2 separate regions of the Homo sapiens genome follow, and region 1 is linked to region 2. A link is a loop called in an ENCODE intact Hi-C map of the cell type or tissue named here. Cell type or tissue: GM12878. All regions are shown on one strand. Links, peaks and the distances in the headings refer to the core of each region. The heading gives the core; the rest is flanking DNA.

Region 1 (15,160 bases), core at 7,029-11,028, 58 kb after region 2:
GGAAGGACCTCATGATTAGGTGACCTATGACCAGAGAGAGGAAGGAAGTAAGGTGTCTGCCCTGTCACCTGGGAGCACTAGGCAGAGGGAAAATCTGAGTGTAAAGGCTCTCAGGAAAAGTGTGGTTGGTACGTTGGAGGAATAGCAAGTAAAATGAGGCTAGAGCAAAGACATGTTCTGTGCTAACCCCAATTTATATGCAGAGAAACAGACTTAGTGAAGTGGACTGAATGATAAACTCCCTTAAAAGATATGTCCCCATCCTAACTCCCAGAATCTATAATGGAACCTTATTTGATAAAAGATTCTTTGCAGATGTCATTAAGTTAAGGATCTCAAGATGAGGTCATCCTGGTTTATCCAGGAGAACCCTAGATCCTTCAGAAGGAACACAGCCCTGACGACACCTTGATTTCAGACTTCTGGGCTCCAGAACTGTGAGAGAAGACATTTCTGTTGCTTTAAGCCACTCAGTTTGTAGTAATTGTTATGGCAGCCCTGGGGAACTAATAGACAGAGATTAAGTAAAATGCCCAAAATAACACAGCTTGGTGGTGGACAAACTGGGACTTCAATCCTGGCAATTGAACACCAGGGTACCCTTACAGACACCAAACTATATAGTGTCTCTTGGTACATACTGATGAATACACTGACTCTTGAAATTGTGAGAAACACCCTTCATAACTTGAAGGCCTCTAGCATTAAGCAACTGGCCTAGGTTCCTATACTTGCCTAGCCTGCTCCTAGAAATAGCCAAACCTTTTCTGCAACATGGAGTAGCAGGAATAGCTGTTCTTCAATATAAAGATAGAATTTTCTGGCTTGTTTCATGATTTGACCAAGCAGACACCACAGGAATGAGGCTTAAAGTATCACACAGCATCATTGTGCTTGGGCTTGAAGGGAGGTTTCTGAGGTTCTAATTTCCTGGAAAGTACCGTGTGAGTGGAAATAGTCATGCTTTCATTTGTTCGAGGCATGCTAGTTACTTATACCTCTGCCAATTTTCACTGAGCAGCAAAATTAGGTTTTAGACATCCTGTGAAAATGGAGGCAGGCCTCAGTCGACATGAGCAATTAACCCCTAAATATTTAATAGATACTGCGACTGCTCCCTCTTTCCTGGAGAGAAGCTGCCTAGTTCTCTGCAAACAAACAGGTCAGATGAAGAAGCATTTCACACCCCAGTCCCCTCTGCTCCAAAACCCCAGGAAACCCTCAGGTCAGGACTTAGTAGGGATGATGATGCAGCCAGATGCATGGCTTTTTGTGACAGCTTCCTGCCCAGTATTGACACATCACAAGGTAAATGGGAGAAAACACACAACACCTCAAGTCTCATGGACCTAGCAGAGAGGGTGAAGCACCAAGTCCCAGTGACTGATAAGACCCGCTGTCGACCAGTGTGACTGCACGTCAATGTGGTCGTATGGATGTGCATATGTACGTGAGGAGGTATAGGCGTAAGTGTGTGTAACACACGGGCATTCCCTGTCCTGAGAAACTCCTGGTTTCATGGCTTTATTAAGGTTCTCTCTAACTTCACTCACCCACATCCCTCTTCTCCCTCGTCCTGTGTGCACAATCATTGTTAACAGGGCAAACTTATCCACTAGGCACAAGAGGTACAGCAGCTAGGCTCACAATAGTCTTAGAGGCCCCAAAAGTGTTTTATTTTAAAATCAAAAGAATAAACTGGGCTGAAACAAGTGTTTTAATATATGATATTAATGTAGTTGTCTTTATACCAACGCAGTGGTAAAACAGACCTTTTAATATTATTTTATGGGGCAAGGGGCCCCTGAAGGCAAAATTGCCTGGGGATCAGAACATCATCATGCAGACTTGTATCTGTATCTCTTCCCATGTGTATCTGTCCCCATGATACTGCCTTCTCAAGAACCACAGCATCTAGCAGATGCAAAGGGCTGGAGGCAGTCCTTTGGCCAAGACACACATCCAGGACAAGAATCTCTCCTACAGCAGGCTTCCTAATCAAGAACCTCTACTCGTGCATGTTTATCTGATCTCTCTAGCCAGGCCCCACCTTCTTCAAGTAGAATGAGACACTCCAAAAGCACAGAAGCAATGAGAGGGCCAAGGTGTATTTGCAACAGGTCCCAAAAGAGATAAGCAGAGCAGGAAAGGAATTCACAGGTGGGGGCCATCAGTTCCACCCAGAGCATTAACATGAGCTTCCAGGAAGAGGACTATCTTCTGCTCCTTCCAGTCCACACTTCCCAACTGCTTAGCTTGCGTTTCTCATGTGAGCCAAGCCAGGGTGGCTCCTTAAGAATCTCTAATCTGCTTACCTCCATAGTGAACTCTCAGTCACGCTGCCCAGGTTGAAGTCATACAGCTTCGTCAGGATAAGTATGACCTGCAAGGGGTTGGGGATAAGGGCAAAGGAGAGGAACAAAGGGAGGGAAAAAAGGAAGCTTACTTTAGTTTGTGTAACAATATATAATGCATCTCCTATCACCCAGAGGAGGGCTTAGTATTTATCCATTGAGTTGCGGGGTATTATAGGATTAAGCAAGGGGGAAAAAGTTATTAATTTAATGCATCCCTGTAACTGGTAGCATTTATTTTAATCCTGACAGTGCTTGCATTTGAAATAAAACATGCCAACAGGAATTAATTGGCTATTGACAGCTGTTTCTCCACATCTGTCCTCCTTCGAGGTCAGATGCAGGCCAGCTGGCTTTGTTCACCACCAAGGCCACCCAGAGATCAGATGATAGGCTTGCTTTTGATCCAGAGATGACTCTGATTTACAGAATTGGAACTAAAAGGGTAAAAGGGAAGTGGTCCTGATTCTGTCTGTAAAAGGGGTTCAAAGAGATTTTGTGTTTCCATCAACAGGGCCTTGGCAGGCATAAATACCTGAATGCAGACAGGCCTACTTCCCCAACATCCCCTGATACCATCTGCCTTCGACCATGTATCACCTGCCCCCACTACTATGGAGTAAGCAGATCATTGAACCCCACTGGACTCCATGACCACTTTCTTGACATCAGTTGATGTTAAGTAACCCAAAAGGAAGCTGGACGTATCAGAGAGCTGAGGCTACCAGTAATCCAGTTGGTGGTTTTCTTAACCAATCTTGGGCTGACCAGTCTGTTCCCATGCGCTTTCTCTAGCTGGGGACTTGGCTGTCAGATGTTGCCCTACCTGCCTCTCATGCATCCGGGCAGTGGCTTAGGCACAGCTCCACATTTAAAAGGATGCTAAGTGCGTGCACCTGAATCGATTTTAATCAAAACGCAGGTGCATAATACACATTGCCTGCCTGCACGCGTGATAATCCAGTTACACATAATTGTGTTTATCTAAATTTAATGCACAACTCATTTCACTTTTTTCAGCTCCTTCCCATTCCACAATTTAACTTCCTCCAGTTCATTTTCACAGCAACCATTAAATTCTTTCCGAGATAATGAATTTCTGCTACCGAGATGGGACTTTCCCATTCTAGGTATCCATTTAAGATTAAAGAAAAATAATCAGCCATTATATTGCACATTTTTATGGCACTTAACTAACAACAAAATGCTCACTTTGAGATTTATTCTCATCCAGCACTCTATGGGGTCAATCAGCCCCATTTCCATTTCTTCTATATAAACCAAGAAAAAAATTAAAGGCAAGGGATATGATCCATTATGTGCCAAAGGTGACGGGAATATTCAATTTCTCTGCGATGAGGAATGGCAGGTTGGCAAGAAACATCATCAATGGCATGGCCATTTGTAGAATAGTAGAATTTACCAAGCTACCTGTCCTACTACCTACCACAGCACAAATCAAAGAGTATGTATTAATAGCACACACCAGTGGCATGGCTATTTGTAGAACAGTAGACTCTACCAAGCTACCTGTCTTATTACCACAGCACAACAGCAAGGAGTGAGGAACCCATGCAAAGAATTGTTCTCTACAGTCACTTAGAGGTCTTTGCCCCTCCCATTCATAACTAGTTTCCTCATTTATTAAAGCCAGAGACTAACAGAGAAATAAACTTATCCATAGCCTCACCAAGTGTCTAGCAAGTTGCCAGATAATTTCTGTTTGTTGAATCAGTATATATGGTATACACACACACATACACACACACACACCTCAAAGTTCTTCTGTTCTTCATTTGACCTTATTTCATGTACCAAGTCCTTCTTAAAGTCACCGTGTAAAAGCATGGGAGGCTATGTGCAGGCCATGCCAAATTCTGGAAAAAGTAAAAAAGCTCAAAACTGATCTACTAGGAATGAGTCAGAATGACCACCTCAGGCTCTGCAGGAGCAAGTCAGACCATTTCATTTTTTCCCCAACATCAAGCCTTCAGAGGACATGCCTCCAAAATCATTTTTCCCCAACATCAAGCCTTCAGGGCACATGCCTCTAAAAAGTGCAAAATCTACATAGAATGAAGAAAGAGATGCTGAGGGTAAGAGTTTCACTTAATTAGCAGAGCTTCTAACCACTAGATCTGGAAAACCCTTCTCCTTACTCAAAGCTTGGACCACTCCGCTTTTTCCCTCCCTCCTTCCATCATTTCCTTTCTTCCTCTATTAAATGACTATGATATTCTGGCCACTGGGCTATACATGGGGGATACAGAAATAAAAGATCCAGATTCTTCCTTCTAGTAGCTCACAGTCTAGTCTAGTAGGGGAGAAACCTAAGAAATGAGCAGGCAATTCCTATATAGACTGATAGGTGCTGTGGTGGGGAATGCAGGGAAAACCGGGGAATGTTGAAGCACCAAAAACAGAAACTAGATAGAGGTCAGGGAAGGATTCCTAAGGGTGAAACCCAAACTAATACCTAGAAAGAGTAGAAACTAACTAGCTAAAGGGAATGCTGAAGTGTTTCTACATGGAGGAAGCATCATGAGCAAAGACGCAGGCGTTCTGCAGATAAACCACTCAAGAGAATATTATTAGACTCTCCTTAGTTTCTCCTTCCTCTCAGTAGCTGCCATGAGAACATGCCTCTCAGATCTCCACCTGCAGGAAGCATAATTGACTAAGCACTCCAGCTGTTGTGCTCTGAAATCCATTGCTACCTCTTGCCAAGCCCACACCCCACAAAAGCTGCTCCTGGCCAATGGTTACAAGCAACAGGAATACTAGGCAGACACATTCCTGGGTGACAGGACTCCTTGATGGGTGACATTGATGCTAAGATCTCCTAACAGCCTTGCTGAACTTTCCACAGAACCTCACTACAGTCTGAGATGCTCCCAGCCAGCCTACCTGCCTGTCTTCCTTCCTTACCCATCTCCTTCACCGGGGGGTCAGATGTCCATCTTAGCCCAGCAGTTGTCCCAATCTGCTCTGGCTCCTTTCCCACTTTCTCTCACGGGCATTTTTCCTGATAAGTTTCTCAGAGATCTCATTTCATCTTTACGTCTGCTTCTTGGAGAATCCAGACTCACATATCCTTCCACACTTCTGTGAATATTACTTCTGCCTTCATGGTAGATGGTTTCAATTTTACCTCTTAATTCATGCACTTCCTTGATCAGAAACCTTTACTGGCTTCCTCCGCCAATGGATGAAATTCATACTCCTTAGACTGGCACACTTAGACTCCACAATCTGGCCCATGCATACTCTTCCAACCATTTTTTCTAGCTTGCAAAAACCTGTCCTCTGTTTTAAACAATCTAAGTTTTTCAAGGTACCTCAGGTAAGACAAACACATCCTCACATCTCTGCTTTCTTTCATGCTCTATCATTGTATCACTGCCTGTGCCCCATCCTTTCATTATCCCCTGTACTTGCCTGCCTGATGTTGGAGCAACAGTCAAAAGCCCACCCCTTTCAGGTGGCCTCCCAGGATTATCCCAGACATCAAAAATGTTCTCTCCTGTGAAGTCCTATTTTGCTTAAAATTGAGTCATGCAATTTATCACAAACACTATATTGATAGTTTCTGAACGTTACATGAGTGGCCTTCTCAACTAAAGTCTAAACAACTTAAGGTAGGGATTGTGTTTAGTACTTCTGTCTCCTTCACAGGCTCAGCATATTGAAGGTTCTTATACAATAATCGCTTTTGAGTAAATGAAAGATATTGATATTGTGTTGGTAAATCACAGACTTCAGCAGGAGATGCTATTAAGCCAGTCTATTGCTCTCATTTTATAGATGAAAAAATGGAGCCCCAGAAAGGGGAACATGACTCAAGGTTAAGCCTTGGCAATGTCTGACCTTGACCAAGTACCCCCAAGGTAGTGCTCCTCCCATTCCATGAATAAAGCCGGAGCCTAAGAGCCACTGGGGAGCCTGTTAAATGCTGATTCCATGGCCCACCCCCAGTAAGTCTGACTCGATGGACCCTGAGTAGGATTCGAAAATCTTCTGTGGCAACCAGAGGACCACATTTCCAGAAAGGCTCCATCACATCATGGTTCCTTTCCCACCTCTATGCTACAGTGACACTACCCACCCCACCACGGTGAGATTCTAATCTAGCAAAACACTGCTTCCTTTACATTGAATTTAACCTTACAAATAAAGCAGGGAGTGGGACACGTATGAGGAGGATACCTCAGCGTGGTCACACCAGCATTCCCCAGAGGAAAAGTCAAAACACTGAGAATTATAGGATGGAAACTCCTTTTCCCCTGGAGCCCAGCCCAGAAGGATATTAATAGAGCCATGAAGAGATGATAATGTAACCTTCAGGCTTAAGACATTCTATGCCAAGCAAACAAAACCAAGAGCAAGAGAAAGCCTGCCCACCCCGACCTCTCCCACCACTCACAGCCTTCCAAACGCCACTGGGGAGGAGTGAATTTCCAGGGAAGAACATTGAAAGTAGATGCAATAAACCCACCTAACAAGCTCGGGGCTGTTAGGCAAGTACTCGGACCAGAAAGAGATGAGAGTGTGGCTCCGGAAACCCAGTCGGTGGATATGGCAGGCAGGATGGTGGAGGGGGTAGTTCCGGATCTACAGCAAAACCTGACTTGAATCCCCTCCAGCTGATGGCCCCAGAATGAGAATGGGACTCAAACTCAAGGAAGCATAAGCAGGAGCTAACATTAATTGCACTCCTACTATGTGCTAAGTACTACACTGGGCAATTCTCAATCTTCACAAAAAACCTTTGAAACAGAGCAGGTATTATATAATATCGCCCATTTTACAGATAAAGAAACAGAGTCCCAAGGGTTAAGCAAATTGCCCCCACAGCACACAACCAGCAAGAGACAGAACCAGCATTTCTGCTCATGCCTGTCTGACTCAACCATGCTTGTTCTGCTCTAACGTGATGCTCCTCTACTCAGTAAGTGTTTATGTGGGCTTCCGTGCAAGGCAATGAATAGGAATGCAGAGAAGAGAAAAACGTACCCTTGCCCTCAAGGAGTTTATCATTCATTCATGAATTCCACAAATATTTACCGAGTACCTCTTATGTGAACTAGAAATACACCTGCTAAACTCTGCAAATCAGGGAGAGAGATCTAGAGCTCAAGGCCCAGGGGTAAAGATAACTTTTGTTTTCTTTGTTCTTGGAGAGAAAAATAGGAAACAGAGATGTGTAATGAGAAAAGAACTAGGCAAATTGTTGGGAGAGCCAGGTTTACCAAATAAGCTTTGTCAAATAAGTACCTTTTTGACCTAACTGGCTATAATCCTGGGGGGATTTTAGACAGCAGGAGAAATGAAAATAAATTGGAATAATTCATGAGTAATAGCACTTCTCTCTTCTTACAAGCTATATACAGACATACACACAGAGAGAATAGCAGAGAAGTCTGTCTCTATATGTGTGTGTGTATAGCTGGAAAATTACATTTATGGAAGTACATATAGGTACATATAACTATTTTAAATTGGCATCTGACATCTTATTTGAAATAACACTGTTCATACATCTCTTATAGCTTCTGTCATACTGGGATAATATGATTTCTCTGTATGTCTGTCTTCCCTGTTAGACTGTGACCTCCTTGAGGTCAGAAATCAGGTCTCATTTAGCTCTGTATTCCCACCACCAAGCACAACGGCTGACACATGGCAGGTACTATACAAGGTCCTTTGGATGAATTATAAATATATGGCAGTAAAAGAAGGGATGAGATGATAAATGTAGGAGAGAGGTATGGAAAATGTGCTATAAGATTTGAGAAGAGGAAGCAATTAAGTCCAGAAAATGTGATTAACAAAGTCTTCATGAAGGAGGGGTTATATGAGCTGGGTCTTAGAGCATGGTAGGAATTTCTATACACTGAAATGGAGCTTGTCTGCTTTATTTCTTTTTTTTCTTTTTAAATTGGACAGGGGTAGATAGAAAAGAGCAGGAGGTAGGGGCAGCATTCTAGTTATGAGAAAAGCAGCATGGAGATGGAGCAGTATGGGCTGTGTTGAGTGCACCATGATATACGCAGGATCCACTCAGAGACACGGCAAGGCTGTGCCAAGGTGGGAAACAAGGCACAAAGGACAAGGGAAGGGTGCAAGAAGGAGAGTGGGATTGCACTTGGTGTAGTCAGTAATGATTTGATTAAAAGCTCTACAAGAGTGAAGAGGGCGGTGACAATAGAAGATTATAATAATTTATGTCACCATAAATAAGGTGACAATAAGGGACATAGCTGACTTCTTATAAAATCAGTTGGAGCTGTCTTTGTAGAGTATCCACCTCCAATTTTCTTGTCCCCAAGCAGCTAGTATCTTCTGCTGTCCCCAAATGCTCAAGCCAGCTTCAGACACACGCAACACCAGCAACTAATGCCTTTATTCCTCACTTCTTTCATTCATCTATTCCTGCCCAATGCCAAGCACAGTATAAGAATTTTGATAGTAAAGTGATTTTTTTAATGGTTGCTGTGGTCTTTAAATGTGTAGCCCTCCTTAACCTGCTGCCTTCCAAGATTATCCGTATTGGAACTAACAAGTCCAAGTCCCTGACAGGGTTGGGGAGAGTGATATTTGGTGTGACTCTACACATCCCATTTTCTATGTGAGAGGAAGTGCCCACACTCTAAAGTTTCAGTCCCTATTCCACCCAAAAATCCTAAATATCTCCTGGTCTAAATTCACTTGCCCAATTGGATCCAGCCCTCTGCCTCCTGGATGGAGCTTGCAAGGCCACATGGAAAGAATGCAGCACCTGAAACCAGAGGGCTGAACTCAAGACCCAGCCTTGACGCACACTCCTGCATGTGCCCGAACAACTCAGGTATGTTTGCGGAGTTGGCTGTGTTTTACTAAAATGGGGTAATGGTACACTTTCCCTGCCACGCTCACAGGGTTGCTGATTCAAATCAAATAAGGGATGCCAGCTTGCTTTATAAGCTGTACTGTGCAAACATGAGTTATAAGTGTGACAATTATTCTTCAGAAGACAAGAGCTTCTAGTTACTCATATTTGGTGGAAAGGTTTCAGATTCTAGAGTTGCTGAGCTCCTTCTAAAAAAATGCTCATCCATTCTAGACCCTAACTGCAATGCAGGAGGCCGCAAATCAGAGCCAGTGTTCTCTCACCTGGCACCTCCACTCAGCTTTGGAAGCCAGGCAGAAAGCCCCAGGGGATTCCTGTTCTCAGAAAGGAAATGTGTAATCTGCAAATTCATAAATCACTAGGACGCTCTGGCCTGTGAGCACATTCAGTGAAGTGAGGACCTTTAATGCCTGTAAAATTTTACTCTGAAGGAAAATTACTTTAGTTCATTAAACCTTCCTAAAATCTTGGTGCCTTTAAATCCATGGGGCTCTCTGCACATCCACCTCTAGGTCCCCTCACTCTTATGACCTCACTCCTGCCTAGACCTGATAATTCTTTGCTTTCAGCCAAGTGGAATAGGACTCACTGACTTTCTTTACCAGGAGTGGTAGACAATGGTAACATAAGAAAGTTGCTAAAACATACACTTCGGGGACTGCCTGCAGGAGTGTATTTTAAGTCTCAGCATAGTCTTGTGAGTCTTGGCATCTTCCTCCCACCTAGAGGAGCCTCCCCTGCAGGGAGTAGAAATTAAACATCTAGAGTCCAGAACCCAACTGACCCACAGTACGAGAATGTCTGGACACCAACTGGGTGTCCAGAATAAGACAAACAGTGCCCATTGCACAGCATGAGTTTACAATCTAGTTGGGAAGACAAGGAATTATTAATAGTACAAGAGACACCAACTTGTCAGTGACTGATGCAAGAAATTTTACAAAACTGTTAACCCCTTTCTCTGTTTTTTTTTTAAGGGAGCATTACCAACTCTGTGGCTCAGCATGATTCCTTTCTCATCTTGCCCATAGCAAGCAAACACCGAGTCTCCTGAAATGTGTTGGGGTGTACTACATTGACCAATTTCAGGTCCTTATAATTTTTCCATTCATTCACCAAACTAATATGTATAGCATGCTTCCTTTTTGCCAAGTGCTGAATCAGCAGTAAAGAAAACAAACCAGCCTCTTTGCCCCCTCTAAGATAATATCCTAGCAGAGGAAAAAAAAAAAATAGGTAACAAATGCAGTAGTCAAATGGCAGTGAGTACTGTGGGGAAAAAATAAGCAGGAAATAAGAAATAAGAGAAATACATTAAAAAGTGCAAACACACAGGGGTGGTTCCAGGGTGGGCTGGGGGGGTGGCAGGTGGGGAATGAAGGTTGCAAAAGTAAATAAGGAGTTCAGAAGAGGCCTCTATGAGAAACTGACACTTAAAATCCTGAATGAGGTGAAGGAAGAAGTCACATGGTGCTCTTGGTAATAAACATGTCAGGCAGAAGCAGCAGCAGATGCAAAGATCCAAAGGCAGGAATGTGCCCAGCGTAACCAAGGAACAACAAGTTAATGAAGCTGGAGGGGAGGTGAGGGAGATATTGGGAGGCTGAGATCTCACTGGGCCTTGAGAAGCACTGTAAGAATCTTGGTACTTACTCCGAGTGAGATGGGAAACCACCAGAGGATTTACATGGAGGACTTAGGTTTTAACAAGATCACTCTGGTTGCTGTGTTTAGAAAGGCAGTGAGGGGACGAGAGTGGATGAGGAGCCTACTGTAATCATCCAGGGGAAATGCAGTGTAGACTGGACCAGAGTAACAGCAGTGGACTGGGGAGACAGGTGAAGAGGGGCAGGATCTAAATATATTTTAAAGATAGAGCCAAGGAGATTTGCTGACAAATTAGATACGAGGTGTGAACAAAAGAGAATAGTCAAGGACAACCCTCAGCATTTGAGCCTAAGTGACTGGAAGCATGAAATTGCTGTCTTATGAGACGAGGACTGTGAGAGAAGAAGGTTTGGAGGAAAGATTAAAAGTTGAGCTTTAGACATTAATTTCGAAATGCCTAAGAGACATTCAAATGGAGAAGTCAAACACTGAGCTGGATAAATGAGTCTGGGGTTCAGAGAAGAGAGTTTAGGCTACAAATATCAATTTGGGAGCTGTCAGTGATTGGATGGACTTGTAAGACATGAGTCTAGGTCTAGTCACTAAGAGACCAAGTGTGGATTGACTAAAGCTATAAGGATTGACAGCTGGGGCATGTCAGCATTTAGAGATCAGTGAAACGAGGCAGAAAAACCAGTTTGTTTGGACCTCTCGAAATTGGCACAGGGGATATTTGTGTCCTGTATGAATGCTCACCACGTGGTGTTTACTATAGAGACTTTCAAGCATCAGATGGACAGGATGGTGTCTTCTGTTGAGATCAATGAGCCTCTTCCCCAGTTACCCCTGTGTCTGCTCTGTGGGCTCCTGTATAGAATGGCCATTGTGGCAGAGATTGAGGCTTCCCCTAGGCTCACCATGGAATCTCCCCCACCAAGGCTGATGTGGAAATAATCACTGCTGAGTTCCCAATCTACCAACATAAGAAACCAATGCTGAGTCTCAACATCGTGCATGGTGGCAGGTTGATTGCACAGCACCCCTCTCATCTCAGAGAAGGCAATTTCTTCTCACTGGAATTGCTTTCCTTTCCTGTAGTGATCATGCTAGAATCAAACATTTCAATTTCAGATTGCGCTAGTCACCGTCATGGTGTCCCATACAACATGACTTCTAACAAAGGAACTCATTTCACAGCAAATGAAATACAGTCATGGGCATGTCTGTGGAATTCACTGGTCTTATCATAAACATGATCACCCAGAGCACCTGGACTGATACAATGCTTGAGTGGACTTGTGAAAACTCAATGACCACCATCTGGGAGCTGACACCCATGTGAGGCTGTGGTGCTTATCCTCTAGGATGTGGGTCCCACCAAAATATGGTCCAAATACCAAGGTCTGAACATCAACAATGAAAAGTGTGAGTGATGTCTCTCCTTATCATATCCAGGAGGACACCACAGAATATTTAAATCATGTCCCCACAACTTGGGGCTCTGTTAGCAGAGAAGTATTGCTTCCCAAGGAGGGAACTGTCACCAAGAGGCAAAACACCTGTTCGTTCGTTCATTTATTTATTTATTTATTTATTTATTTATTTGAGATGGAGTTTCACTCTCGTTGCCGAGGCTGGAGGGCAATGGCCCTGTCTTGGCTCACTGCAACCTCTGCCTCCTGGGTTCAAACGATTCTCCTGCCTCAGCCTCCTGAGTAGCTGGAATTACGAGCACGTGTCACCATGCCTGGGTAATTTTTGTATTTTTAGTAGAGACAGGGTATCACCATGTTGGCAAGGCTGGTCTCAAACTCTTAACCACAGGCAGTCCGCCCACCTTGGCCTCCCAAAGTGCTGGGATTACAGGTGTGTGCCACTGTGCCCGGTCACACCTGTTCTATTGAACTGGAAGCTGAAAGGAATATCCATCTGTGTTGAGCTTCTCATGCTACCACTGAACAAACAGGTAATGAAGGGGTTACTTACCAGCTGGGATGATTTGTTCCTATTGTCAAGGAGAAACAGAGATGATGTTTTATAATGAGGACAAAGAGAATGATGTCTGAAACCTATTATTATTATTATGCCTCTTATTAATTTCAAGTGCCCCTATTGTCTTCAAGTCCTGAAGTACAAGTTAACGGAAGACTACAGTGGTAAAGGCAGAACTATTAAGGACTAAGATTCTTCAGAAATGACGGTTTGAATTATTCTATCACACTATGAGGTAGAAATCCTTAACCCTCTGAGGTATTTGCTAAGGGCAAAAGAAATACAAAATGGGTAGCTGAAAAAGACATGGCCTATCAACTATGCCTCAGGACTAGTAACAGAAATGAATATAATAGCAATTACGCATATTTCTCCTTGCCTGCTTTATGTGCACATACACAGAGATGAGAGAAGGCTCAGAATGTGTGTGCACAGAGATGAGTGAGAATGCAGGATTCCCTATTCCACACCCCCCTCCCCCATCACCTACTTGCTTTCTGTGTTCTGAGTGAAAAATCAGAGTGCTTGACTGTTCTGTGACCCAGCAAGGTGCAGGTTTTCCCCAGCAGGCTTGAACCTACACTGGTCTTTTGAACATTCCCAGGAACTGTTAAAGGTATCTAGGTTGTTGCCCAAAACACTGAAAGAAAGAGGTCCTGGCCCTGAGCTAAATGCCTTAAACCGTCTCATAAACTCCTTTCCCTGACCACGTTGCTTGGACAGATCTAGGTAGATCACCCCTTTTCTCTTGCTGTCTGTCATGAGGATTGCTGCAGCACTATACTAAGTTCCCCTAATAAATGCTTTGCACTGATCACCCTGGCATTTAGTGCTTCTTTCTTTGGAATCGCAACTGGCCCTATCTTGGTACCGTTTGGGGCACTCCCTTGTGGGAACTTCCCTTCCATCACTTTTGGGGTAATTCCAGCCACAGGTTCAGCAGGGCAAAACAGATAAATAGATGGTGCCCATAAGTTACTCTCTTTTCTCCTACTCTCTCTCTGTTTCTTTTCTTTTATACAAAGAACGTTAGTGTTGGTTAGCTTCACAACTACTTTGGGTTATAAGATATCCACACAGGATTGTAATAGGTCTACAAAGCAATTAACATTACCCAGAGAAGGTTTAGCAACTAATGGAACTTCATGAATCTCTTTCTTGATAGAGAGTGACAGTATCCTCATGGTATAATTTGTCGTGGCTTGGTGCAGTGGCTCATGCCTATAATCTATAATCCCAACACTTTAGGAGGCCGAGGTGAGAGTGTCATTTGAGCCTAGGAGTTCACGACCAGCCTGGGCAACATGGCAAGACCTTGCCTCTACCAAAAAAAATAATAATAATTAAAAAAAATTAGCTGGGCATGGTGGCACACATCTGTGGTCCCAACTACTCGGGAGGCTGAGGCAGGAGGAACACTTGAGCCCAGGAGGTCAAGGCTGTAGTGAGCTGCATTCGCACCACTGCACTCCAGCCTGGGTGACAGAGAAAGACCTTGCCTCAAAAGAAAAAAAAGAAGTTATTGCATTATATTAGGCAGAATCACAAGGTTAAATACAAACAGGAGGGTGGAAAAGAACACTCACAATAGCCAAAGAAGTAGGCTGTGCTGTTTACTCTCACCCCACAATCCTGCCTATGTATGGCAGGTAACCAGGGCTCTGCAAATTACATTTCTAAAACTCTCCTGTGAGCTCTCTTCAAGATTAGTTCAGCCAATGGAAAGCATGAGTGGGGACTGGCGGAGGAGGGAGAAGCAGCCCTCTCCACATATCTGGCTTCTGATGTGACAACACATCAGCAGCAACAGAGGTGGTGGAAGCAATGGGGATGGGTCTCAGTAACCAGCAGCACAGGCTCCTGGGTTCTTCTGATGCACCTCAGCACACACAGCAGGAACCTAGGTGGGAGAGACCCTTGACCTCTAGTACTGCTTCCTCTCCTCCTAGGCAGTCACGTGATGGTTCCTGCAGTGACCGATCTTTGAGCAGCCTTGCCTTTCCTCTTTCTTGCTCTTCCAGCCTTTCCAGCACTCTTGTATTCAATTCCTGTATTCAATCTCTTCTTTTAGAAATACTATGCAGCCGTAAAAAAGAATGAGATCATGTCCTTTGCAGGGACATGGATGAAGCTGGAAGCCATCATCCTCAGCAAAATAACACAGGAAGAGAAAACCAAACACTGCATGTTCTCACTCATAAGTGGGAGATGAACAATGAGAACACATGGACACAAGTAGAGGAACAACACACACCAGGGCCTGTCGGGGGTTGGGGGGCTAGGCAAAGGAGAACATTAGGACGAATACCTAATACAT
Region 2 (15,160 bases), core at 6,244-10,243:
GATTGGGTTTCTAGTCTTGTTGTTACAGACACTCTTTGTTTCCAACCAAAAACAATGCTTCACAGTTTGATTACTCTCTTTCTCTGTAAAATGAGATGGTTGGAATCAATGATCTCAAAAGTCCCTGCCATCCCCAACATTCTATGCATCTGATCAAGCTCCAAATGGCTTCTGGCTCCTTCCAAAATGCAGATCTATGCTCCAAAGATGCAGATCTGTCACCACTGAGAGGCCACTGAGGTCCTGCAAAAACTGCCTAAGTGAGGGCAATGTCTCTGGAGTAAGCATTCAGCTGTTCAAAGGTTTGCCAGCCTCTGCATCACCTAATCTAGGCACCAGTGGGAATACTGTCAGAAAGAATAATATGGTCTTAGGGAGACAAGACCATCTCTCACTAGATAACTAGAAAGCAAGGCATGAGCAAGGCCTGAAAGCCAAGGGCTGAAAAACATCATTTTAAATCTAATAACAAGACCACCAGGAAAGGCTGGGCAAGACGACATAGCACATTGGTGAAATTCAGAGACAGTCCTCTCCTGGAGAGACTGTAGGTGAGGGGAAGGTTTGAGGGGGAGATGGTAGTTAGGAAAGGGGCTCAAGAGTGCTATTAGATAAAACTCTGAGGACAAGGACCCTACTAAGTCTCCAGTGCACACTCCCTGATACATTGCAGGAACTCAATAAGTACCTTTAATGAATAAATAAGGGATAAATGAGTAGGAAGCAATTAAGCCAAATGGAATATATTACCAGAGTGGTTAAGTGCACAAACTTCGAAGTCACAGACATGGTTTCAATGCCTGGTTCCACCACTAGATACTTGTGTGATCTTGACCAGGTCACTTACCCTCTTTGAACTTCAGTTTTCTCATCTATAAAATGGGCAAAACTATCTAAAAAGTTTTTCCTGGGTTGTTTGGTAACTAAAGCAGGCAATGCACATGAAGCATTTATCACAATGTCATGCATATTATAGGCTCTTAATAAATGGTGGCCATTATTAATATGATGATGATGGTGACAATGTCAATGAAGAAGACAATGACATTTATTAGTGATAGAGGAGCTCAAAGTAAAGGAAGGAAGACTTCATGAAAAAAGTAGGCTTTGAAAGAGGGTTGAGTATTGGAAGGTCAACAGAAGACAAAGAGTATGCTCAAAGGCTTGGAACCTGAAAAATGCAAGTATTTTCAGAAGGTAATTAAGGAGACTGGGTAGATAATAAAATGTTCTTTCCCCGCCCCCCTCCCCCCACCCCAAGATAGAGTCTTGCTCTGTCGCCCACACTGGAGTACAGTGGCACCATCTCAGCTCACTGCAACCTCCACCTCCCAGGTTTAAGCAATTCTCCTGCCTCAGCCTCCCGAGTAGCTGGGATTACAGGTGCGTGCCACCACAGCTGGGTAATTAATTTTTTGCATTTTTAGTAGAGACGGGGTTTCACCATGTTGGCCAGGCTGGTCTTGAACTCCTGACCTCATGATCCGCCCACCTCGGCCCCCCAAAGTCCTGGGATTACAGGCGTGAGCGTCCGCACCAGGCCATAAAATGTTCTTACACGGGCATAAGAGGGGATAAGTTCAGATCAGTAGAATAAGATTATGTGGAGGCTCCTACATATCTGCTAAGAAGCTTGAACTTGTCTTACAAGAAATGAGATAGGAATATAAAGCCTGTTTGAAAGGACTAAGCTGTTAGTGATTTATATGATGGTTTGGTGAAGCATATGCTCCAGAGGTAGAAAGACTTGTCAGGAATCCATCTCACTATCCTGGATGACTGTAGGTTGCAAGAAATAAAAGACAGGTAGAAGAAGCATAATCTGTTTACTGGCATGGTCAGAGGTGAAGAAGAAGGAACAGGTAAAGATATCTTAAAGATACCAAACCTGAGTGCCTGAGAGAATTCTGTTATCACTGACAGAAACCAGCAGAGCCAGCATCTCTGTAGCACATTATAAACCAACTTTGAGAAAAAAGGAAAACATCCTAAGCTGGGTTCCCTAAAATCAGAGCCCAAGTCTGGGATTTGGAAGCTCAAGAACTATGGTGGGAGTGCTTTGAGGCAAAACCTAATGGGAGAAAGGGAAGCAAGACTGGAAAGAAGCAGAAGACAAACAAGGATGTGGTTTCCTGTGAAGCTTAATCCCCAGGGAGGCTCTGGGGCAGACACCTCACCACATACATGTCCCACTGTAAGGCAAGAGGGCTGGGCTTTTGTGCCCCATATCAGCTAGGCATTGGCCATCCTAGATGTAGGAAAATGGTAACCTCTGGAGATGGTCACAGCACTCAATGGCAGCTAATGGATGAGTAAAGAAAATGTTGACCTAATGCTTGGCACATTCAGCTCAATAAATGCCTTCTATTATTATTATCTTAGCATTAGGATGATGGCAAGATGTTCAAGATATCTGATGGATAAAAGAAAACAATTTTGAGCAAGTACAGTTATCTGCCTGGTATAACCCCTGTCTGGGAGAGTAATTCACTTCCCCTCCATTTCCTGACCTACTTTGTGGAAGCAACAGAAAGCTAAGTAGTTGTCATTTTCTGGGTTATCAACATTGGCCATGCAATTCATCCAAGGTGTGAGAGCATAACAGAAAAGTTAGGTGCAGCTTTCTACAAATGGGGAAAGTTAGGCTGTTTGCATATGAAGCACTGGATGTAGGTGGGAAAACTTGGCATGGATGCTCCATTTCTCCAAGGCTCCTGACATTGACTGCTAGCTCATACATCCCTGGCCTGAAACCCTCTCTCCTGGATGGAGCCTACCTGCGATGTTATTCTAACACATCTAGAACTCCATACAGCTGAATTTTCCTTTTATATGGCAGGAATCTCCCTGAAAGGATGTGTGTGAGTCTGTAAGTTTTAATGTGCCAGATAAGCTGAATTCTCTGTTTAAAAACTATATACTAAGTCCCATAGTAGAGAAGAACACTTAAATGAATATTTCCTCTGAAATATCAGGTCTGTCTGATGTAAAACATGCTTACATTTTATAGGAAGCTGCTGTTTCATTCTTTGGCCCAGAAATCAATCAACAGATGTTTACTGAGTCCCTATGGTATAAACAGAGCTATGCTAGATGCTAGAAAAACACAGCATATCTTGAGAATAGTAAATAGGTATCCAGGCTAGAGAATAAAGTGAGTGTAGGAATGGGAGGGCTGGACATGCATCTTGGAGACTGTATGCATTGAAGCAACTAACTGCAACAGCAAACAATACCAACATTTCAGTGACTTAACACTATGTTAGTGTATTTCTCACTCATATCATAGCCCAATATGAGCCAGCAGGGTGATGGGGGGAAAAATAGGGGCTCTGTTCTATGCAGTGCTTTCGAGATCCAGCCTCCTTCCACATTAGGGTTCTGCTCTCCTGTAGATCTTGGAAATCTCAATTGAATTGGTGAGTCCGAAAATGAATAAGCATGAAGAAAAATGTGGGAAGTGTTTTTGCCAGGTATGAAAGTGGCATCTATCACTACTAGCCTCTTTCCAGGGGCCAGATTTCAGTCAATGAATAAAGGCTGACAAATGTAGTCTAGTTTCTTGCCCAGGATGAAGAGGAAACAGGTTTAGTGAATATCTAATCAGTCCCTGCCACAGGAATATAACAGTGAGGTTCCAGGGTTTTGAAATTAGCATTTTATCTCACACATAAAAAAGCAGTTAATTACTTATGGCCCCCAAGGAAACTTTAAGCTAACTTGAGATACCCAGAAACATACCGTACCTACCAAAAGAAAAAGAAATACAATTTGCTGAGTCCCTATTCTTCATTCATTTTCCAAATATTCATGCAGTGCCTATAACTTGCCTGACACTATTCTAGATGCTCAGAATACCACAATGAAAGGAAACAAACAAACTATTGTGTTAGGCACTGTATAATAAGATAGATATTTTTACTTTTATCCCAATATTTCAAATAAAGAAGCGAGGCTTGGAGAGACCAAGAGATTTTCTAAAATTCCCTGATGTGGTAAGTGGCAAAGTGGGTGTCTGAAAACAGGTTGTCCTGACTTTAGAACTCACGTTCTTCAGATACCACACTGGCTCTCAGACAACACTCCATAAAGAAACTGGAAGCCTTACAGAGAAGCCACCACAAACCTACCCTAAGCCATTCTGTCAAGGGTGCAAAGGAACAGATGTGCAATCATGGAGATTTAACGCTCTATTTCCCACCTCCACTAGAATGAATGAGCTGGACTAAGTGAATGTGAGAAGTCAGTATGGGCGGCAGATATCTGAATGTGTGTTCTCAAAGGCTGGCTGGCAAGCATACGTGGGACTACCCCCAGGCAACCCATTCAACTCATTAGCGACCAGAACAGGACTTGCTCAAAGCATTCCATTCCCAGGACCACCCAACAACTGCTTCACTTGCAAGAAAGACTATATTCTGCACTCACAAAGGAAAAATGAAATCAAACTTTCTCTCCAGTTTCTGTCATTGATCTCTAAAATTCCTCTACCATTCCATAGTTTACCAAACTATAAATGTATGAGAAAGTCAGGGTTGGATGCAGGGGAATCGTACCAACAAAATTAAAATCTTAGATGAACATACAGCTTTTCAATGTGAAAATTATCCTGCTTTTAAAGAGAAGTACATTGATAACTTCAACTATCTATAAAATTGTCTTTTGAAGCATCTTATGCATTTTAGTGGAACTGCTCTTAGAGGCTGTATATACTGTGATGCAAGAAGCCTCCCATCTCGTAAATGTTCCGCAACAATCTGTCCAGTGCCCAAAAGTCTGTCTTTAAATATTCGTTCCTTTGGGTTTGAGATCATTGTTGGAAAAGACAAAATTCTGGGAAAGGTATTAAATAGTCAATGACTTCGTGTGAATTATATTATCAGATAATTGTTTTGTATGAGGACAGGGCCCTAGGACGGGGTGAAAACATGATAGGCCCACAGACTGTTACCTTTTGTACAGACTGAGAGAGTAAATCCCTGTCTCCCAAAGCTTAACAAAGCTGAAAGTATTATTGCTTTGACATTCTCAGGGATGAGTTTTTGCCTCAGTTTTGCACATTAAATGAACTGACCTGCCCCTAATGAGTTTCACTGTATGAGCAGCACCCAAAAGAGTGAGCCCAGCATGCTATAGTCCAGCACCTAGTTTTAAACCCATCACCTGCCCTAAGCTTGCTCTCCATAATTCCCATCATAATTCCTGGTACTCTAGACCAGGGGACAGTAAGCTTTTTCTGTACAGGGCCAGAAAGCAAATATTTTAGACTCTCTGAGGCATATGGTCTCTGTAACAGCTACTCAACTCTGCCATTATAGCACAAAAGCAGCTATAGACAATATGTAAGTAAATGAGTACAGTTGCGTGCCAGTCAAATGTTATTTCTGGACACTAAACTTTGAGTTCACCTTATTTCTAAGGTATTACAATGTAGTATCCTTTTGATTTTTTTCAACCATTTAAAAATGTGAAAACTGTTCTTAGCTCATAAGCAGTACATAAACAAGAAGTGGGCTACATTTGGCCTGTGGGCCACCACTGGCTGACCCCTGCCCACTTGCCCCATCCCTACTGTGGTCTCTCATTACTTCTTGAATCACACAACTGCTCTCACTGACCTTGCAGCACCAACACTCCGCTTTTCCCTCAGATCGAAATCTGCACTCACACTTTAAATTATGCCTTCTTTGAGTTGCCCCTGGCCTCAACCATTCCAGTCCCAGGCCCCTATCCTGGCATTTGTCCTTGGTGGCTAGCATGCCCAGCTGATTCGCTGTAGCTTTAGTGGCAGGAAATCAGGTAAAATGGCTGCCAAATATTGTGATTCTTTATTAAGGCCAAGGTCTTGTGGATCCTTCCCATTCCCTGAATTCCTTTGCCATAAGACCAGTGAGGAAGTCTGTGTCCTGCAAAGAGGGGAACTGACAACTCCAGCAGCAGAAAAGATGCACCAAACCCATCTGGTCAGTGCAATCTGGCCAGGCCCATGTGGCTATTATCACATTGCCTTAGAGCAACAATTTACCTCCAGGTTGGAAAATGGCAGTAATAAAAAACAAATGGACTCTGGCCAGAAAACTCCCAGGAAAAAGGGACTCTGCATAAAGAGAAATGGAAGAAAAATATTTATATATGTATATAAAGGGAGACATTATCTTCTCCTCCAACACATTTTTCTGAAGTTACAAATCTATGCTTTCTATTTATTCCCATTGGAGGGAAAAACAAAAATCCTGAGATTCATGAGCAGTGCTGTTTATTTATAATCCAAGAACTCTCCTCATACCATATGGTTGGGAAATTTACAGAGAAACAAAGTGAGAGGAAATTGCCTGCTTAATTCAATAGCTTTGGCAAAGCTAGCAGGCAGGGAGAGCATCCAAAACTCTTCCCCCATCATACATGTAAGCGTGTACAGGCATGGAGACAGACATTCAGGGAGCAGAGGGAGCCCTTTCCTTGCCATCAAAGCCAGAACTCAGTGTAGTGGATGAGAACAGCTGATGAGACCAGCTGAGGAAGCAGGAATCATTATATTCTTGCACATCCCTGAGACACAGATGCTGTGAAAAGGAAAGGAAAGGAGAGTGTGAGCTGAGGGATGCTGGAGCAGTCAGTTTCTGGACAAAGAAAGAAGATATACAGTACATGAGAGTTCTTAGGAAGGCAAAGTGCACGCAAGTCTCTACAACACTTTTTTTCTCCCTGTTGTTAGTGGGACATAAGAAGTTTCTGATTCAGTCTCTGCTGCCCAACATGCTTTCCAAAAAGAGGCTATCACTCACTACCTTTAAGGGATGGGGCACGAGTTTGCACCTGAGGGCATCTTTCCTCTGCTGTCTACCCTCTACTTTCAGATTAATCACAAATGGAGAGGAAGGAAAATATTTGGGGTTGAAGATTATAAGTGCAAATGAAAATCATGCCCAGATGTGGAAAGGGATTGAAATAGGTAAAAACAAAAATGGCATGCTGGGTGAAGGCAGAGGAAAGCCTCAGCTCCAGCCTCACCTCCTTGAGGAAGTCCTCCCTGACAGCTCCTGTCATGGTACTCCACCATCCCCTGAGTGTCCACAGCCCACAGGGCCTGTTCATACCACACTGGAGCCCCACACCTGCTGCCTGCAGTATTAGCTGCTTTTTAATATGCATATGGCTGCTCCTCTGGTTCACTTCCCACTTCTATTTGGATGACTCCCAAACTTTATCCAGCTCTAGCCTCTCCCATGAGTGCCTGTCCCACATTTCCAAATGCTGTGCAATGAACCGTTGCCATTTCAATTCCAGGATGCTAACTAAAACTGAGCTCGTCACTTCTCCCATCATCATTCTCCTGCACCTACCTCTCCTCCCCCACTTCCTCCCTCCTTCTCCTTTTCCATTCCCCAATTTGGTAATAGGACCAAATCCTACAACTCTTCCTGGTCCAAAACATTCGAATCATCATGACTGTTCTTCCATCCCTCACCTCTAATTGCTGCCAAGTTTTGCTAGCTCAGAAATACCTCGTGCATGGGTCCTTCTTGGTCTCTCCTTCTGTACAATCCAAATTCAACATGATCAGCTGCCTGCCAGGCTGCCTGGGATTCTCTAAGACTCCCCTAGCTTATATTCCTCCACTTCTGAACCTCCTCCTCCTCAGTCCAGGTTTCAGAGTGGTGTCAAATTTGCCTTGCTAAAGCACAGCTAAGGAGCACAAAGTCATTTTCCAGCTCAAGAGCCTTCATGATTCAATATTTGCTGTGAAATATAACTCTGGTATTCAACACCCTGTCTCCACTCACCATCACCACCACTGCTCATTCCAATCCAGGGTGTTGCACACAGTTGAATCTCAGCAATTGCTTGGTGATTAAATGTTGGTAGATGAAGAATACTGAAAAGAGCAATGCCTTTTTCCCTCCTCTAACACTATTTGAGAGAAACGCTGCAGTTGAGAGGACCTATGGGCTTATAAAACTGACATGATTTGACAGTTACATGTGTGTAAAACAATGATAAGAAAGCAAAGGGTGGAGAGAAGAAAGGAGATTACACAAGAGTTCACGACAAATAACAGAGAGGAAGCCTGGTCAGTGAGTAGCTGGAATAATTAAGAACAAGCCCCCAAAAGGTCTGTGAAAAAAATAGAAAGGCCTGGGCAAGCCAGGAAGAAGTAATTTATTGACAGGGAGTAGACATAGCTAAACAATGAAATGAATTTGCCGGTTGGGAGTGTTGCAGAAAGGGAGGATGGAACAGGTGCTGGAGAGAGCCATAAATTTGTCACAGGAGAAAACCCGAGGTCCTTATCAGAATGGGTGAAGGAGAGTCTCGGAAGAGCAGAAAGCTGACCAGACTACTAAGCATGGCAGTGCTTGCCTGAGAAGGAAATAACTGGAAAAGCAAGGAGCTGTTCACTTCGCCATTGAGATTGCTAGATTCTTTGCGACATGCAGAGCAGATACGGCAAGGCATCTTGGGCATTTGGAAGGAAACGAGCCCTAATTCATAGAAACAGACTCTACAAAGGACCAGTTAAAGGTCTCGCACCAGGGGACTGGGTGGCCAAAGTCAGTCAAGGCATAAAGGGGGACAAGTGGGACAAAAGGCTTGTCATCTGTCAGAAACATTGAAAACAGCCAGTACATGCCACTGATAGAAAATCTCTCTACAAGTGAAATCAAACTGGAGTGAACTGCACCTTACCTTGCTCTGATTACCAAAGCTGACAAGGCAGACAGTGTGGGGAGTGGACAGAAGAGGCCATTGTTCTTGGTCATTCTATACTCAGAATGAGGTTATGCTTTGCATATGGCGATGCCTGGGAGACCGACTACCCTTGGAGATTTAATTCCACAAGTCCCTGCTGAGTATCTACATCAGCCTTGCATTACGTTACTCTTTTACAAACACAAATCCCAACAAGTATAAACCAAATACCTGCCCATTTTCCTTGGGACCCAAGTCAATTATAAGTAATAAAGCAAACGAAGTCCTGGCTCTCATGAAGCTCACAATCTAGAGTGGGAGGTAGACAATGAACTAGTGTGCTAATAAGTAAGTTCAAAACCTGAAACTATGACGCACAATGGAAACAAACAGGGACCATGACAGAGACTGAGAGAGGGTAGCTCCTTCTAAAAGGAGATTCCATTTAGGCTAAACCTGAAAAATTGAGTCATGCAAAGAGTTAAATAAAGAGCTTTGCAGTGAGAATGGCATGTATGAGGATCCTAGGGAAGAAAGAGATTGACTTTTTTAAGGAATTACAGAAAGGCAGTAAGGCTGAAATACAGTGAGCAAGAGAGAGAGGCACGCAATGAGAACACACTATGTGTTACAGCCTCCTAGTTTCACACTGGGAAGACATAAAGTGGGAGGAAAGAACTCACATGTATTAAGTACCTTGTGTCTCAAGCAATAGGAGAAAAAAAAATTTTTTTTTTTTGAGGCAGAATCTCACTCTGTTGCTCAGGCTGGAGTGCAGTGGCACGATCTCGGCTACTGCAACCTCCGCCTCCCGGGTACAAGTGATTCTCATGTCTCAGCCTCCCAAGCAGCTGGGACTACAGGCACACGCCACCACGCCCTGCTAATTTTTTGTATTTTTAGTAGAGATGGGGTTTCACCATGTTGGCCAGGCTGGTTTTCAACTCCTGACCTCAGGTGATCTGCCCGCCTCAGCCTCCCAAAGTGCTGGGATTACAGGTGTGATACACTGCTCCCGGCCAGATACTATTTAACCATGGCCTTTGCCTTTACCTGTAGAAGCTTACAGACAAGTAACATATGTGAAACAGAATAGTCAGTCATGCAGCAGATGTTTTTATTGGTCTTGATGTGGTAAGAACTGTGAGTAAGGTAAAAATCTCACTTCCACCCTCGGCCAAAATAATACCTAATCCCAACTAGCTTAGTGCATCTCCCTAAACACAGCACTGAGCTAGTCCATTACTATTAAGTTATTAGTATACTTACAATCTAGGTTTCCTAACAAGAAAGATGAACAGACCCTGAATGGACATTTTAACCATCAAGCTGGAATTTTTAAGGGCCACATGTTTTTACAACTTCCAGCAGTATAAAGTTGTAAAACTTAAAATGAGAATCTTCACAAAATATTCACGCTGACAGTCTACATCTTCACTGAGGGGTCACAAACCTATTTAGAGAAAAATATGTTTAACAAATAAGGATCAAAGAAGAGCAGCAACTCCATGAAGTTCATTCTCTTTGTGATTTAAATCTTGTCTTTGAAGATCCAGGAGCCAATTCATTACCTTCGGAGGTGCCAGTCATAGTGTGTGTTATGATTGAAAAAGCACCAACCTGGAAGAAAGAAATCTGGATCCAATGCTAGCTCTGCCACTAATCTGGTTCAGCAAACCTTAGGCAACAACTCACTTTTTTGGACCTCAGTTTTATCAGATATAAAATAAAGCATAGGTACTTCTGATTCTGGACAAGAGGGAGTAACAGAGAGTGAATTTACCCGCTCACATGAAACAATTTAAGAACTAATAAAACATATAAAACAACAATTTTCATGTCACTGGACACCAAGACAATGAAGGAGAAGCATCCCTAAGAGACAGTAAACAAATTCAGTAAGCCTTGTAATTGCCCCTTAACCCTGCATGGACAGAGTTTTCAGGCTACATTAGGGAAAAGTAACTTAGGTGAAGCCCAGTGATCTCCCTGAGTTCAGCAGACAGAACAGGAAAGCCTAAGGCAAAGCAGCTAGAGTTTGCAAGAAGCAGTACTGAAAAACGGACAGCTGCACAAGTAGAGAGAACTCTGGATATACAGAGCGGACTCCCTATCCTACTAAGTCTTCAGCTGAGTATTGATCAGTGCATCTATGTGAAAAATACCCAACATCAGAAAAAGAACCGCCTGAAAGAATTAGAAGGAACAATTCCAGAAGTTCACACAAGGCCAATAACAGTTACTGTTACCATAAGCCAGAGTGGCAACCCTCATAAGTCATGGGGAATCAGGTAGAATACCTCAGAAAACTTCCCGCCTCAGTAGTGGGGCAAAACACTTGTAAACCCTAAACAAAACACGTGTAAGAATTCAACTGTTTCCAAACAACATAATCATGTCCCAGAACAAAGCTCAATAAAATTTACAGGAATTTTAAAATATCCAGCACCCAATAAGATAAAAATCACAGTATCTGGTATCAGATAAAAAATTATTTGGCATGCATAGAAGCAGATATCTACAACACACAAAAAGAAGAAAAATCAATTAATCTAAATCAGTAGTTCTCAACTGGGGGTGATTTCTCACTGTCTGCATCCTGGGAGCATTAGTCAATATCTGGAGAAATGTTTAATTGTCGTGACTGAAGATGGGACTGGCATTTAGTAGGTGGAGGACAGGAATTCTGCTAAATATCCTATGATGCACAGGAAATCCCCTACAAAAATTATTAGCCACTGAAAAATGTCAATATTACCAATGTTGACAAAACTTACTGAAAACCAGGTCAGAAATGACACAGGTGACAGAATTAGTAAATAAGGACATTAAACCAGTTATTTTAACTTTATTCCACAAGTTCAAGAAGCAAGAGAAAAAAGTGTACATGCAAGTAGAGACATGAAAGATATAAGAAGACACAAATCAAACTTTCAGATATGAAAATTATAATGAATGAGATGAAAAGTACACTAAAAGGGATTAATGACAGATTAGACATTACAAGGAAAAGGTAAATGAAATTGAAAACACAGCAATAGAAAGTGAACGAAACATAGAAAAAATAAGTTTTTTCTATTTATTTGCATACCAAAATGAAACACAAAAAAAAACTGAGGAAAAAATGAACAGAAAATCAGTGTGCTGCAGGACAACATCAGTTGTAATCAGAGTCTCTAAAAGGAGAAGGAGGTGTGGGGGTGGGGCAGAGAAAAATATTTTAAGAAATAATGGCTGAATATTTTCAAAACCTGGTGAAAACTATAAGTCGATATCCGAGAAGCACAAAAACTTCCAACCACAAGAATCATGAATAAAACAACATCAAAGCACGTCGTACTCAATTGCTTAACATCAGTGATAGAAACATAAGAATATAGAAAAAAAGATATATGGAATGGAACAAAGCTATGGATGACAGAAGATTATTTTATAGAAACAATGTAAATGATAAGAAAGTACATTTTTAAAGTTCTGAAAGGAAAAATAAGCCAATTAAATTACATTTCTTTGATAAACAAAAGCAAAATAAAGGTTTTCTAAAACAGATGAAAGAACTATCATCTGTATACTGGTACCACAAGAAAATGTAAAGGAAGTCCTTTAGGCAGAATTATTAGAATGATACCAGATGGAAATATGTATCTACGCAAAACAAAGAGCACCAGAAATGGTGACTACATGGATAAATATAACTCTTTCTTAATATTCAAATATCTTTCAAGAATAAACTATTTAAATAAAAAATAATAATGTATTGTGAGGTTTATAACATGCATAGAAATAAAATGTATGCCTCTAATTGTCCAAGGGCTGGAAGGAGAGTATACTGTTTTAGGGTTCTTGTGCCTTTTGTGAGATGGTAAAATGTCACTTGAATCTAGCCTGTGATAAATTAAAGATGTGTACTATAAACCCAAAAGCAACCCCTAACCTGACACAATAAATAGTTATACACAGCAAGTCAAAAAGAAGATAAAATGGGATAGCAAAAAAAAAAAAAAAATACCATCCAAAAGGAGGGAAAATGGAACAAATAACAATAGGACAGATCGAAAATAAAGAGTAAGGCAACAGATTTAAACCTAAAACATCAATAATTACATTAAATGTAAATGATCTAGAACTTTAATTAAAAAGCAAAGATTGTCAGATCGGATTTAAAAAAAAAAAAAAAAGCACAGGAAATCTACCACAAATATAAAATGTCTACACTCCTCACTGGAGCCTTTAGAGTCTCAACTAGATGGTGTCTAAAAGAAATGCACTTTAAATATAAAGACACAAATAAGTTAAAAGCAAAAAGATGGGGTAAAAAAATATATACCAATAAAAAAAAGAAAAGCTTAAGTAGCTATATGAATACCAAGAAAAGTAGATTTCAGAGCCAAAAAAACAACTACCACAGATAAAGAGAAATATTTTATAATGATAAAGTAATCAATCTTTCCAGAAGACATAACAATCCTAATGTTTATGCATCCACTAACAACTCCAAAATATATGACCTAAAGTAGGGAATAGGTAGGGCTAATATTCAACGGTAATAATTTTAAAACAATTGGATTTTGTAAATGGCTGTTGCCCTCGAGGCCCCCAAATGTCTTCCAGCCAACTCAGTCACTCCCCAAGGATCTTCCCACAACTCACAAACTGAAAGGCTATAACACCTGTGTAACATAGATCCTCCCAGCTAACACCTGTATAACATGGATCCTCCTGACCCTATTTGTCTTTCTCTACTCTGACTGATTTTGTTTTTCTCTATGTGATTGATTGGTGTCCTGTCATACCAATTGTTAAGTATTTAAAATGTAACCTCTGGACTTAGATGGAGGTAATCTACAAATTTCCTGCCATTTCCAAGGTTTTATTCTTGCCTTTATTTGAGTCAACATAGAAAAAAAAGGTGAGTACTGGAGAGGTAGTTAAAAGTAGTGAAATAAGAATGGACAACATCTTCACTTTGCATTGGTAGCACATGTAGATCACATGTTTTTAGAAACATGGAAAACAATGGACTCTCCTACTGGGCCACTTCACATTTTCCACTGAGTACCATAAGGTCTGATCCTTAACAGGAAAATAGAATGAAGCCCAATTTCTTGGATCGGCCAGCATTTGAGTCTCCTGGTCCAACTACTTAGCCAGTCACACTTTGCTCTGGTGGTAGCTAGGGATTTATGGATTTGATTTTAACATTTAATTTTCAGTTTTATTCTCAGAAGCAGGGGAATAAAAGAGTAAAATCGTTTAAAAGAGGTTAACTGTTACAATTGTATGAGACTCTAAAAAGTAAAGGTAAGGGGAATTATTTTTACAATGCTCACTAAAAGAAATCTATGATGTCTCAATGCTGCAAGCAAAAGGAAAAGAGGTCCAAGGGGAGAGCACAGCTTCCCAACTGCCTTCAAAAAAAACACACCATAAACCCAAACTCTTAGAAGCACTCTCATTGGTCTCATGCTGTCTTCATGGGCTTGCTCCGCCCCCGCCCCCCCGCCCCCACCATGTTGCTGGGAAGGTATGGAAGATAAGAGAGATAACTGGTCTTATACTAAATGTGCAAGCATCTGTACTTAGACACCTCATGCAGATCCAGCCACTGCCAGATCTGACAGATGCAGTAGATCATGTATGACAGATACAGAACTTAAAACATCCACAGAAGCATAAGTAGAACAACAAAGTCATAGAGGTGAGAATAAGTGAGCACAACTATCAGAAGTGGTAGTAGCTGAAAACAATCCAGTTCACATGCGATCTAAACAAAATTCTGGATGAGAACTACAACCACCAACATCACCACTTGGGGATCTTGAGGCAGACAAGATCGCAGGGTGAGCACCCAACAACCTGACCCAGAGTGACAATTCCACCCTTTCCTATAACCGGACTCTTGTCTAGAAGCTGCATTCTAAGTAACAAGCCACCAGGAGGAAGTCTAAACTCCTCACTGGAGCCTTTACAGCCTTCTAACATCCCTTCTTCTTTCCTCCATATCAGTAACTATATCTTTAGTTATTCTTATGCACTCCCACTCCATGCCAGCAATACTGAATGACTCCAGGTCTCCCCAAGATCCATATTTGTTTCCAATCCCAAGATTTTGCTCATGCCATTCCTCTTTCTAGTATGTCCTCTGTACCTCCTCTCTGCCCAGCTCTTTCTTATCCATCCTTTCAGCCTTAGCTTAAGCTACTCGCACCCAAAAAGTCTTCCCAACCACTGCAGTCCACAATTACCATTTTTTATCCTGAAGTCCTTTAGCATTTATGAACTGCAAAGTGTCTATGCCATGTGTTCACAGAAGGTTTTAAATTTTCATATAATCACTGCATGTGAATCTTTTGTCTCCCCAACTAAATCATAAATCCATGTAAAAGAGACACTCTACAATGAATTATTTTCCCTACTATACTTTAGCAAGATATTCACTAAATTACTTGCTGAATGAAAAAATTTGAAT

Evidence for each region. A loop is a pair of places that touch in the nucleus more often than their neighbours do. Peaks named below come from ENCODE experiments on the same cell type or tissue, not always from the same donor. Only the 100,000 strongest peaks of a DNase experiment are listed, where the experiment ranks them.
Region 1: it touches region 2 in a loop (7-fold over the local background); 1 of 110 quality-filtered maps calls a loop at or near these places.

The regions. Positions count from the first base shown.
Region 1 is chr10:104,830,015-104,845,174 of GRCh38, reverse strand. It overlaps SORCS3 (sortilin related VPS10 domain containing receptor 3), which reads right to left. Exons shown (of 27, transcript NM_014978.3): 2 at 2,316-2,383. Among named protein-coding and RNA genes, the nearest start is that of SORCS3-AS1, 170 kb to the right of the region's middle. In GM12878, for the core only: no CTCF peak of the experiment used is centred there; a DNase peak (open chromatin) is centred at 9,524.
Region 2 is chr10:104,886,992-104,902,151 of GRCh38, reverse strand. The region is part of intron 2 of SORCS3 (sortilin related VPS10 domain containing receptor 3); the gene reads right to left. Among named protein-coding and RNA genes, the nearest start is that of SORCS3-AS1, 230 kb to the right of the region's middle. In GM12878, for the core only: no CTCF peak of the experiment used is centred there; no DNase peak of the experiment used is centred there.